Regions from separate parts of the Homo sapiens genome. Here regions 2 and 3 are each linked to region 1. The links are chromatin contacts, found by Hi-C or POLR2A ChIA-PET in ENCODE. All regions are on one chromosome and are shown on one strand. The core of a region is the stretch at or near the end of the contact, and the rest is flanking DNA. Distances in the headings are between cores, read along the strand shown.

Region 1 (3,221 bases), core at 247-2,746:
GCTCAAGCAATCTGCCGCCTCAGCCTCCTAAAATGCTGGGATTACAGGAATGAGCCACCATGTCCAGCCCATTTCTTTCTCTCTCTCTCTCTCTCTTTTTTTTTTTTTTAGAGACAGGGTCTCACTCTATCACCCAACCTGGAGTATAGTGACACAGTCATGGCACTGCAGCCTTGACCTCCCGGACTCAAGTGATCCTCTCGCCTCAGCCGCCCAAGTACAAGTGCTCATTACCATGCCTGGCTAATTTTTTTCTTTTAATTTATTTTTTGTGGAGATGGGGTCTCACTGTGTTGCCCAGTCTGGTCTTGAGCTCCTGGCCTCAAGTGATTCTCTGGCCTCAGCTTCCCAAAGTGTTAGGATTATAGACAAGCGTGAACCACCACACCCAGCCCTATTTTTCTATTTCTCATCTCCCAATAAGATTGCAACCTCAACTAGGGCTACCTACGTAGGCCTAATCAGAAAACCTGAGTTTAGTCTTACTTCTTTGTTTCCTTCTCTCCATAGCCTCATTGAGCAAGGCACTTCCCCTCTCTAGATGATTCGTTGTTCATATTCAGCCCAAGGTCTATGATTGCTGTTTTTGTTTTTAGAGACGGAGTTTTGCTCTTGTCTCCCAGGCTGGAATGCAGTGGCACAATCTCGGCTCACTGCAACCTCTGCCTCCCGGGTTAAAGCAATTCTCCTGCCTCAGCCTCCCAAGTAGATTACAGGCATGCGCCACCACACCCAGCTAATTTTTGTATTTTTAGTAGAGACCATGGGCAGGCTGGTCTCGAACTCCTGATCTCAGGTGATCCGCCCGCCTCGGCCTACCCAAAGTGCTGGGATTACAGGCGTGAGCCACAGCGCCCAGCCGATTGGTTTCAACTATTAGAAGAAGGGATAAACTGGCCCGGAGCGGTGGCTCAAGCCTGTAATCCCAGCACTTTGGGGGCGGGCGGATCACCTGAGGTAAGGAGTTCAAGACCAGCCTAGCCAACATGGTTGAAACACCGTCTCTAGTAAAAATACAAAAATTAGCCAGGCGTGGTGGCAGGCGCCTGTAATCCCAGCTACTCGGGGGGCCGAGGCAGGAGAATCGCTTGAACTCGGGAGGCAGAGTGTGCAGTGAGCCGAGATCGCGCCATCGCACTCCAGCCTGGGGGGACAAGAGCGAGACTGCGTCTCAAAAAAAAAAAAAAAAAAAAAAAAAAAAAAAGGAGGGATAAGCTTCTGGGAGAAAAAGTTCCGGGTAAAGAAATCTCACTATAAAAAAGAAATAGTAGCAGAAACAGCTGGGAACTCCTAGACACACTTAACTTTCTTAGGTATCCCTTCCAGTCTCCTCCCAACCACTCCTTTCCTATTTCATTTCCACTCCCCACCTTTAGTAGCTGCGGTCTCTTTAAGTGCGCACTTTCGGTGTAATGATAGGCGATTGGGCCAATAAAGCGTTTCGTCCTGGAGTTAACTGGTTTGTCCCTTTCGGGCTGCCGTCCTACAGATCCGCCATATTGTCTACTGAAAGCTGCCGCTGAAGCTGCCGCCGTTGCCTCCGCCGCCAAGAGTGAGCGAGCGGACCCGCGATGGGTGAGTGAGGAAACCACGCAGTAGGGTTCTTGGGCTCAGGGAGTGTCGGGGCCTGGGATTTGGCGAGAGCCTGTCTCCGGTCTGCGGAAGATGTCTGCATCCCCTCTAGCTAGGTCTGAGGGGAAAAGTCAGGCCGGGAGTGCCCCTCTTGCCAGTTTTGGGCCGAGCTAGGGCCCGTGCTGGAAGCAGTCCTTTGGTGCTGGTTTCGGGGACACCTTGGCACGCCTGGAGCCCCCCACATGGTGGCCTCGGGCAGGAGCCCACGTGTTCCTGGGAGGTAGAAAGGGGCCTACTCTCTGTCCTGCGCCCAGACTGGGGCTGGGGGACGGGCTCCCGGCGGCAGGCCTGGGCGGCGCTAAGGTAGCTTTCTCCTGGGTTGTGTTTGGCCAACGCGTGTCTTGACTAGATTCAGTGGCTCCCCTGAACTCAGGGAAGTCCTACCTACGTAGCGAGGTGGAGTCCTCTAGTGAGGGGACGTCAGGCGAGCCAGCACTAGGCCGGTAAGCATGGGCAGCCAGGCCGAGGGCAGCTTGCGCCGCTGAAGGCCGGGAGAACGGAATCAAGGCGGAAATAGTGTGGTTCGGTTGGGCTCAGAGTGGCATCGCTTGTGATGGTAGAACACCAAAGGCCAAGTCCTCTTGGCCATCTTTAGGTTGAGGACTTTAGGTTTCTGGGCTGGCCCTGGTAAGGAGAAAAGGAGCGACCTGTTGATCTTTCTGAGGGGACTCCGGCTGGCAAGGCCTCTGTTCAGAGAGAATACCATGGCGAAGTCTTTGGATTTAGAGACAGAACCAACAGTGGTAATTCCTCTAAAGCAGTAAAAATTGTGAAATTTGCTAAGCTCTTTCTACGTACGGGCATTGTTCTGATTGCTTTACATGTCTTGTTTTACTTAATTTGTACAACCTAAGGAAATAGATGCTACCATTGCCATTTTACAGATGTGGAAGCTGAGCTTTAGAGAGGTAAAGTAACTTACCCAAGGTCATGCAGTGGCTAAGCCAGGGTGAACACTCCCAAGCCTAGTTTGTAACTGCTGTTTGTTGTTGTTGTTGATAGAGTCTTGCTCTGTCGCCCAGGCTGGAGTGCAGTGACGCGATCTCGGCTCACTGCAACCTCCTGCCTCCCGGGTTCAAGCGATTCTCCTGCCTCAGCCTCCCGAGTAGCTGGGATTACAGGCACCCACCACCACGCCCGGCTGATTTTTGTGTGTTTTTGGTAGAGACAGGGTTTCGTCATGTTGGCCAGGCTGGTCTCGAACCCCTGACCTCAAGTGATTCGCCTGCCTCGGCCTCCCAAAGTGCTGGGATTACAGGTGTGAGCCACTGCGTCCAGCCTGTTTTTTTGTTTTGTTTTTTTTTTTAAATGACCTGGCCCTCTAGTGGTTGGGCAGGGAGAAAAGGGGAAAAAAGCTTTTAACCCTAGGCAAAGTTGTAAATGTGTTTGGGTTTTCTGTTTGTTTATTTTGTTTTGTTTTGCTTTTTGTTTTTGCATGTGGGCCCATTATGAAATCTTTTTTTTTTTTTTGAGACGGAGTCTGGCTCTGTTGCCCAGGCTGGAGTGCATTGGCGCGATCTCGGCTCACTGCAACTACCACCTTCCCGGGTTCACGCCATTCTCCTGCCTCAGCCTCCCGAGTAGTTGGG
Region 2 (3,221 bases), core at 300-2,799, 430 kb after region 1:
CAAAACTCTCATTACCTCTTCCTTGCAACAAAGAGGTTATTTTTGTTTGTTGTTTTTGTTTTTGTTTTTGAAATGGAGTCTTGCTCCGTCACCCAGGCTGGAGTGCAGTGGCACGATCTTGGCTCACTGCAAACTCCACCTCCTGTGTTCAAGCCATTCTCCTGGTTCAGCTGCCCCAGTAGCTGGGATTACAGGCGCGCACCACCATGCCCAGCTAATTTTTGTATTTTAAGTAGAGATGGGGTTTCACCATGTTGGCCAGGCTGGTCTCAACCTCCTGACCTCGTGATCCGCCCACCTCGGCCTCCCAAAGTGCTGAGATTATAGGTGTGAGCCACCACACCCGGCCTCAACAAAGAGTTTATCACCAACCTGATGTGCTCTCTTGAGGAATATGTTTGTGGAACTCTTTTGCATGTTTTAATTAACTAAGGCTAAAATAAAACCTTTGGCTAAAACCATGTCCAGGTCTTTCTGGGGGAATTCTCAATGGGGGCGCTAGCAGAGTAATCTGAGTACATCCAACACACCAGACACCTAATGGTTTTCAAATATGTTTCTACTTACCTGTTCAGAAGGTGAGGAAATGCAACTAAATAGCAAAGCACCTCTGCAGTGACACAGAAGTGACATTGAGACAATTGTGAATATCTTGTATCCTCAAAATGCATAGCTAATTATTCCTGAAATCAAAGTTACAAACTGTCCAATATGAATGATTTTGAACAGGAGAGGAATCCATTAAAAGCTAAACGCAAGTTTTGATAATTTGAACCTTTTCCCTCCAGTTTTACTATAACACAGTACTTTTCAGTACCTGACCCCAGCATAAGGAACTAGAAAACTAATTTATAGAAGTAATGCTTCTACAGTAACAGTGAAAATCCATTGATTTACTATTTTAGCAAATGTATAACCTGATATCTGTACTCTAAATATTAGAGACGTAAATTTGTCAGAGGAAGCTTGGTGTACGATGAATGCTTGCATTGGAAAAGACGCAACTTGCTATTTTTACTAATTTTATATTTCTCTGGACTTAACTAAGAATTATGTTCTCTTATCTCAGCCTCTCTGGGTTTTCCTATTCAAATGAAATGCTTCTGACCTGTACAGGTTTAGAAAAGGTTATCCTCAACTAAAATAACTGCTTCAGTACAAGGGAAAATTCTGTGGAAATCTTTTGCATTTGACGTTGCTAAACTTAAGTACAATAATGTCACATGTACTTATACAGTAATTGTGGGCACGCCTAAGTCCCTCCCTCTTTCCTAAACCAAATCCCCAGATCCTAGAAATCCAGCCCTTCTGCCCTCCGGAGGCGCCTTTCCCAACGTAAAGTACAATTTTAAATTTCAGCTCCTGACTAAAATCATGATCCGCAGTCAACTGCTAGAGAATCTGGGCACCCCGGTGTCTCTGGAGCGTGCAGCGAGTGTGGGCAAGGGCAGGGGGAGTGGGCGAAGCTGCTGGTTGGTGCCTGAAATCTGTGCGTTGCCCCTTTAATTGTGTCCCCAGCCCTCGGGCGTTTCTGTCCAACGCCCACGTCAGCAAATACCTTTTGTTTCTCTCACGTTGGGGCTACTTGTTTTAGGGCGCAAAGGAACGGCCTCGAAAGGGGGTCCTTCCCCAGCCGAGAACCAGGAATCTTCCCTCGGCCCGCGCGCGCGACCGGCCGGTGCGCCGCGGCCCGCGGTAAGTGGCTGCACGCGGCGCCGGCGGAGGGCGGGCGGGCGTCGGGGCTGCCCGGGACCCGCCGCGAGCCTGGCCGCGGGCTCTGACGGCCCGGGCGGCGGCAGTGCTGGGATGCGGGCCCCGGGCGCGCCTCCCCCAGACGTCCCCGGGCCGGGAGCGCGGCGGGAGGCGCCCGGGAGGGGCTGCGGGACAATGGCCGCGCCGTCGCCGCCCGCGCCCGCCTCGCCGCCCGGCCCGGCCCGGGGAAAGGCGGGAAGGCGCGCGGAGCCTCCTGGAGGCGGCGGCGGGAAGGCGGCGGGGACGGCGCCGGGCGTGTCTGGAGCCGTCGGGCGCCGCGGACTCTGGAGGGGCTCGGGCTGCGCGGAGCAAAGACGGGCGGCCGCCGCGGGGGCGCGCGGGGAGGGCAGGGCAGGGCCGGGGCCGGAGTCTCTGCGGGCGCGGCCAGGGGCGCTGCCGGGGAACCTGGCTCCCAGGGCAGTAGCCCGAGTTTCTCGGTGCAGCCTCCATCCTTGGTTTTATGTCAAGATGCGACATCTGGGCTTAGAACCGAGGGCGAACTCACCGCGCCTAACCAATGTTGAGCTCCCAACTATTTGCTTCTGGACGGAACCTTACATGCTCATCTCTACCCATGCGGACCGCCTCTTTTGTGAGTTAGTCAGCGGCTTGTTCCCTTCCCCTTCAGATGCGCTTATGTATCCCCGATTGTTCCAATGGCCCTACTCCACATCATTCTAAGACGCGTTTGGAAGCGGTAGATTCACACACACCTGGTGGGCTTCTAACCACACACGTCAATATCACCTCTATGCTTGATAAACCTTTATAGTTGCACAACTTTAAATGGAGTGCTTTCACCTATATGAATTATTTCACTTAATTTCACATAAAACAACCACCTAGTCAGGCTGACGGTAATTCCACTTTGCAGATGAGGGAACACGTATGAAGCATGGCGTTTCACCTCTAGGCTAGGGTGACCATAGCCGCCCAGGGCCTCCTGTTCCCGCCCTGCCTTCCCTCCTAAGGCACCTCCAGAGGAGTCTTTAGAAGGGCCAGTCTTAACACAGCGCTTCCCTGCTCTAAAAACCTTAACTGATCTTTTTCAGGAAAGCCTCCAAAATCCTCAACAAGCTTCTGCTCCAGTCTTATCTCCTCCATGCCTCAGGTATGGATGCGTTTGTAGACTGGAGCAAGAGCCCCTCACTGATAAGCAGGGATCAGATGTCTTTATTCCTGGGAACCTCTCTGGCCACACAAGTGGCAACTGGGAAGTGAGAATCTGGCTTAGGGCCCTTGATCAAATGGGTGTCTGGGTGGATTGTGCTCTAAAATGTCAGCAGGAGGCATAATGAGTAGGGACTCCAGGAAGGAGGCCACACCACTAACCCTTATCTCCTAGCCCTGAAATCACCAGCTTCGCTGTTGATAATGATTTGGGGCCATCAAAAACTTTGTAAGATAGAGTAATTTAATTCATCGTATGTCATTTAAATCTAATTTTTAGATAAAACTGTGTAATAGAC
Region 3 (3,221 bases), core at 521-3,020, 260 kb before region 1:
CTTAGTAAAGGGCAATTTTGTAATTCTATTGAAATTTTAAATGTGTACAGTTTTAAACCCAACAATTCCACTTCAACCAAAATGTCCAACCAGGGGATGGCTGAGAAAGTCATGAGCAAAGGGGCCTGTCTGACATGTGTGTGTAGAATGGTTTTGCAACATCATTGTTATGAAAAACTGGATTGGGAGTAAAGTTGGGGATGTTGCCATTTAGGTGGTGATCATGATAGGCTGGACTGAGAACACGATCCTTGAGTGACCCATAAAAGAGGTGAGAAGTGACCCATGCATACTTTTGGGAGAAGACATTCCAGGAAAAGGGAATAGCCAGTGTAAGGCCCTTGGGGGAGGTGGAAGCCCATGCCTAGCATGTTTGGGAAAGTGACGCCACTGTAGCTGGAGCAGAGTGGCAGGGAGGAGGGAGGGGGACTGGGAGGAGGGCACGCCAGGGAGATCCCCAGAGGGGAGGTGGAACCAGTAGGCACATCACTCAGGGCCTTTCAGGCCATCATAAAGGCGCTTTGGTTTTGCTTAGAAACTGGAAGCCACTGAAGGGATTTATTATTTAGATTAAAAAAGCAGAATGTAAAATCAAAGTATAGGATGCTATATTGAAAAAGTCATTTTAAAAGGTTGAAAGGGAATCATCAAAATTGACCACAGCTGCCGAGTTAGGGTGAAGGGATTATGAATTTTTTCCTCTATCCAACTTAATGTTTCTGTGTTGCACGTTTGTGATTAAAATATGTTTCTAAGAGTTTTTAAAGTTGTGGTGGGTTTTGTTTTGTTTTGTTTTGTCTTGAAAAACTGACTCTCGATAGGAAGGCAGAAAACTATTATGAGGGGCCGGGCACAGTGGCTCACGCCTGTAATCCCAGCACTTTGGGAGGCCGAGGCAGGCAGATCACTTGAGGTCACGAGTTCAAGACCAGCCTGGCCAACCTGGCAAAACCCCGTCTCTACCAAAAATACAAAACTTAGCCGGGCATGGTGGTGTGCGCCTGTAATCCCAGCTACTTGGGAGGCTGAGACAGGAGAATTGCTTAAACCTGGGAGGCGGAGGTTGCAGTGAGCCAAGATTCCACCACTGCACTCCGGCCTGGGTGACAGAGCGAGACTCCATCAAAAAAGAAAAGAAAAAGAAAACTATTGTGAAGGAGGAGGAGGTGTGCAAAAAGCAATGGAGTTAGAGGCAGGTGGAGGGTGGGGCCAGGACCGAGACAGAAGTGGGGCCAGGGGTAGGGAAACTGGTACAGAGGTCGGGGGGAGGGAGAGAGGGGGACACTGAGGCAGACAGAGAGATGGGAAAAGTGAGACCAAGAGAAGCAGAGGTGAGAAATAGGGAGAGACAGAGACCAGGACAAGGGCAGGGGCCCGTGGAGGAGGCCACCTCCATGGTACTCCCTTCAGGACCTCAACACCCCATCAACCTCTCGAGACCCCTGTAAGATCCACGGGCCCAGGTGCCTGATCTAGGCAGCCCAGCAATGGCCCATCCTCCAGCCCCACTCCAGCATCTCAGGGTCTGGGAACTCAGGAGCCATCGGTGCTGCTTGGATGACCTTAAGCAGGGAAGTGGCATGACCAAGCTCAAGTGTCACAGAGCCCCTGTCTGCGAGGAGGAAATGGGTTGGGTCCAGGAAAACCACTCTGAGAAATATCGGGTACTTCTAAGAGCAAGGCAGGGCTACAAAGCGCTTTCATATCACCTGCGCGCACACACATGTGTGCACACACGCACACCCACACGTCTTGGGGGGGGGGGCACACATTCGTTACAGCCCACACAGAGAAATTCCAGTATGTGGTAAGGGCCAGAGCTCTTACATCTGCTGGAGGCAGCCAGCAAGGCCAGAAGTGCACCTGCAGCAGGAACTCATCTGCTGAGACACTGTACAGACCCTGGTGGGGCGCTCCTCACACCTGCTTGGCCCAGTTGACTCAGGGCATCCAGGGGGGACAGTTGCATGCACCCTGCTTGAACCCCATTTCAAATGCGCCCTGCAGCTTCCCTCAGCTTTTCTGCCTCCGGGCTTTCTCCTTAGCTGCAGAAGGCCACTCAACCCTCCAGCAGACACAGCTTGGAAGTCCAGGAAGCTGATGTCCCTGCGGCAGCCCTCAGCAATGAGGGACTGGAATCATGGATAAATGCGTCAGCTTTCCTACCTTCTGTGGAACAATTCTGAGGGTATTCCTCATGGTTTCTCTGAGGGGCCCCAGCAGGATATGCCCAGTTGCCTACAGTGGGAACCAGCTCAGAGAACACCCTCGTTGAAGGAATCATTGGTCCTGTGGAGCCCCACGGCCTGGGTGTGTCTACTTGCCTCTTTGCGGTATCATTTACTTGCTTCTCCATCCCCTATATTTCCTGTAGATAGAAGTCCGGCCTCAGGTTCAACTCTTCTGGCAAGGCACCAGAGCAGGCACTGTTGGTGTCCCACCATGTCCCATGGGCCAGTGCTGGAGGCCACCTGCAGACCTTCTGAGTCTTGCAACCTGAGGGCATTTTCTGCTCCTGAGAAGAGCCAGGGAGTTAACAACCCCGAGCAGCCTTTGACTAGCGTTGGGTGGAGATTGGTGGCTAAATAGCCCAGCTTCCTCGCCTCTCTAGGGAAGGTTTCCGACATGTTCTGTATAGCCTTTCAGAGGGTCCCCAGAGGAATGGAGCTCCAGTTCCCGGAGTAAAGACCCACTCATTAATTCACTTTTTATTGGCTTTCTGCCTTTCCCTGCCTCACTTCCCTATTCTCTTAAAGACGGATGCTTTCTGGGATCATCTTCCAAATAAATCACTTGCACCCCGATCCTTTTCCTAGATACAGTCTGCTTTTTTGGGAAATCCAAACTAAGGCAGCCCGTTCTTAGTTTGTACTGCACGTGACACAACTGTAAGGGTTGTGTACTGCACGTGACTTCACTTCAGGAGATACAAGAGCAGTGCTAGGGTGGGCCCATGGGCTCAGGTGTGACAATCTGATCCCTCCATTATGAAATTCTCCATCAGCCTTTCACATTAATAATTTCATCCATAGGGGATTATTGCCTGAATCCATCATTTTATTAGGAGTTGTAAAAAAGATGGTTTTCTAATTCTATCAATCCTTTCACATTTATTAGCTGGAATTTTTTAATAAAGAACTTTCCCTCATAAACTAGGGCTTTAAATTGAGATTCGGTAGTAGAAAAATGACAGGATGAGGGCCTAATTCTTTCTTTCCATT

What was found. Hi-C counts contacts between places; a loop is a spot of excess contacts on that map. ChIA-PET counts read pairs that join two places held with the same protein, here RNA polymerase II (POLR2A). Pooled maps may share reads with other maps.
Region 2: a pooled map shows a loop between it and region 1 (2.0-fold over the local background). The contact joins the promoter of ZBTB8A here to the promoter of KPNA6 in region 1. A Hi-C loop is called at or near these places in 1 of 50 pooled maps.
Region 3: a pooled map shows a loop between it and region 1 (2.3-fold over the local background). The contact joins the enhancer-like site here to the promoter of KPNA6 in region 1. A Hi-C loop is called at or near these places in 1 of 50 pooled maps. POLR2A ChIA-PET finds 5 or more read pairs at or near these places in 3 of 52 experiments (CD4-positive, alpha-beta T cell, H1 and activated CD4-positive, alpha-beta T cell).

Annotation. Positions count from the first base shown.
Region 1 is chr1:32,106,560-32,109,780 of GRCh38, forward strand. It overlaps KPNA6 (karyopherin subunit alpha 6), which reads left to right and starts at 1,497. Exons shown (of 14, transcript NM_012316.5): 1 at 1,497-1,575. The coding sequence starts at 1,572. RefSeq lists enhancers at 1,191-1,709, 1,323-1,752, 1,710-2,227.
Region 2 is chr1:32,537,878-32,541,098 of GRCh38, forward strand. It overlaps ZBTB8A (zinc finger and BTB domain containing 8A), which reads left to right and starts at 1,550. Exons shown (of 5, transcript NM_001040441.3): 1 at 1,550-1,695. RefSeq lists a silencer at 1,913-2,282.
Region 3 is chr1:31,846,946-31,850,166 of GRCh38, forward strand. No RefSeq gene overlaps it. Among named protein-coding and RNA genes, the nearest start is that of SPOCD1, 33 kb to the left of the region's middle. RefSeq lists an enhancer at 1,841-1,890. Within about 2 kb of position 1,771, at least 5 of the 41 ENCODE cell types and tissues checked have a DNase peak (open chromatin) inside an H3K27ac peak, as active enhancers do; they include CD4-positive, alpha-beta T cell, where a contact is called at or near this core.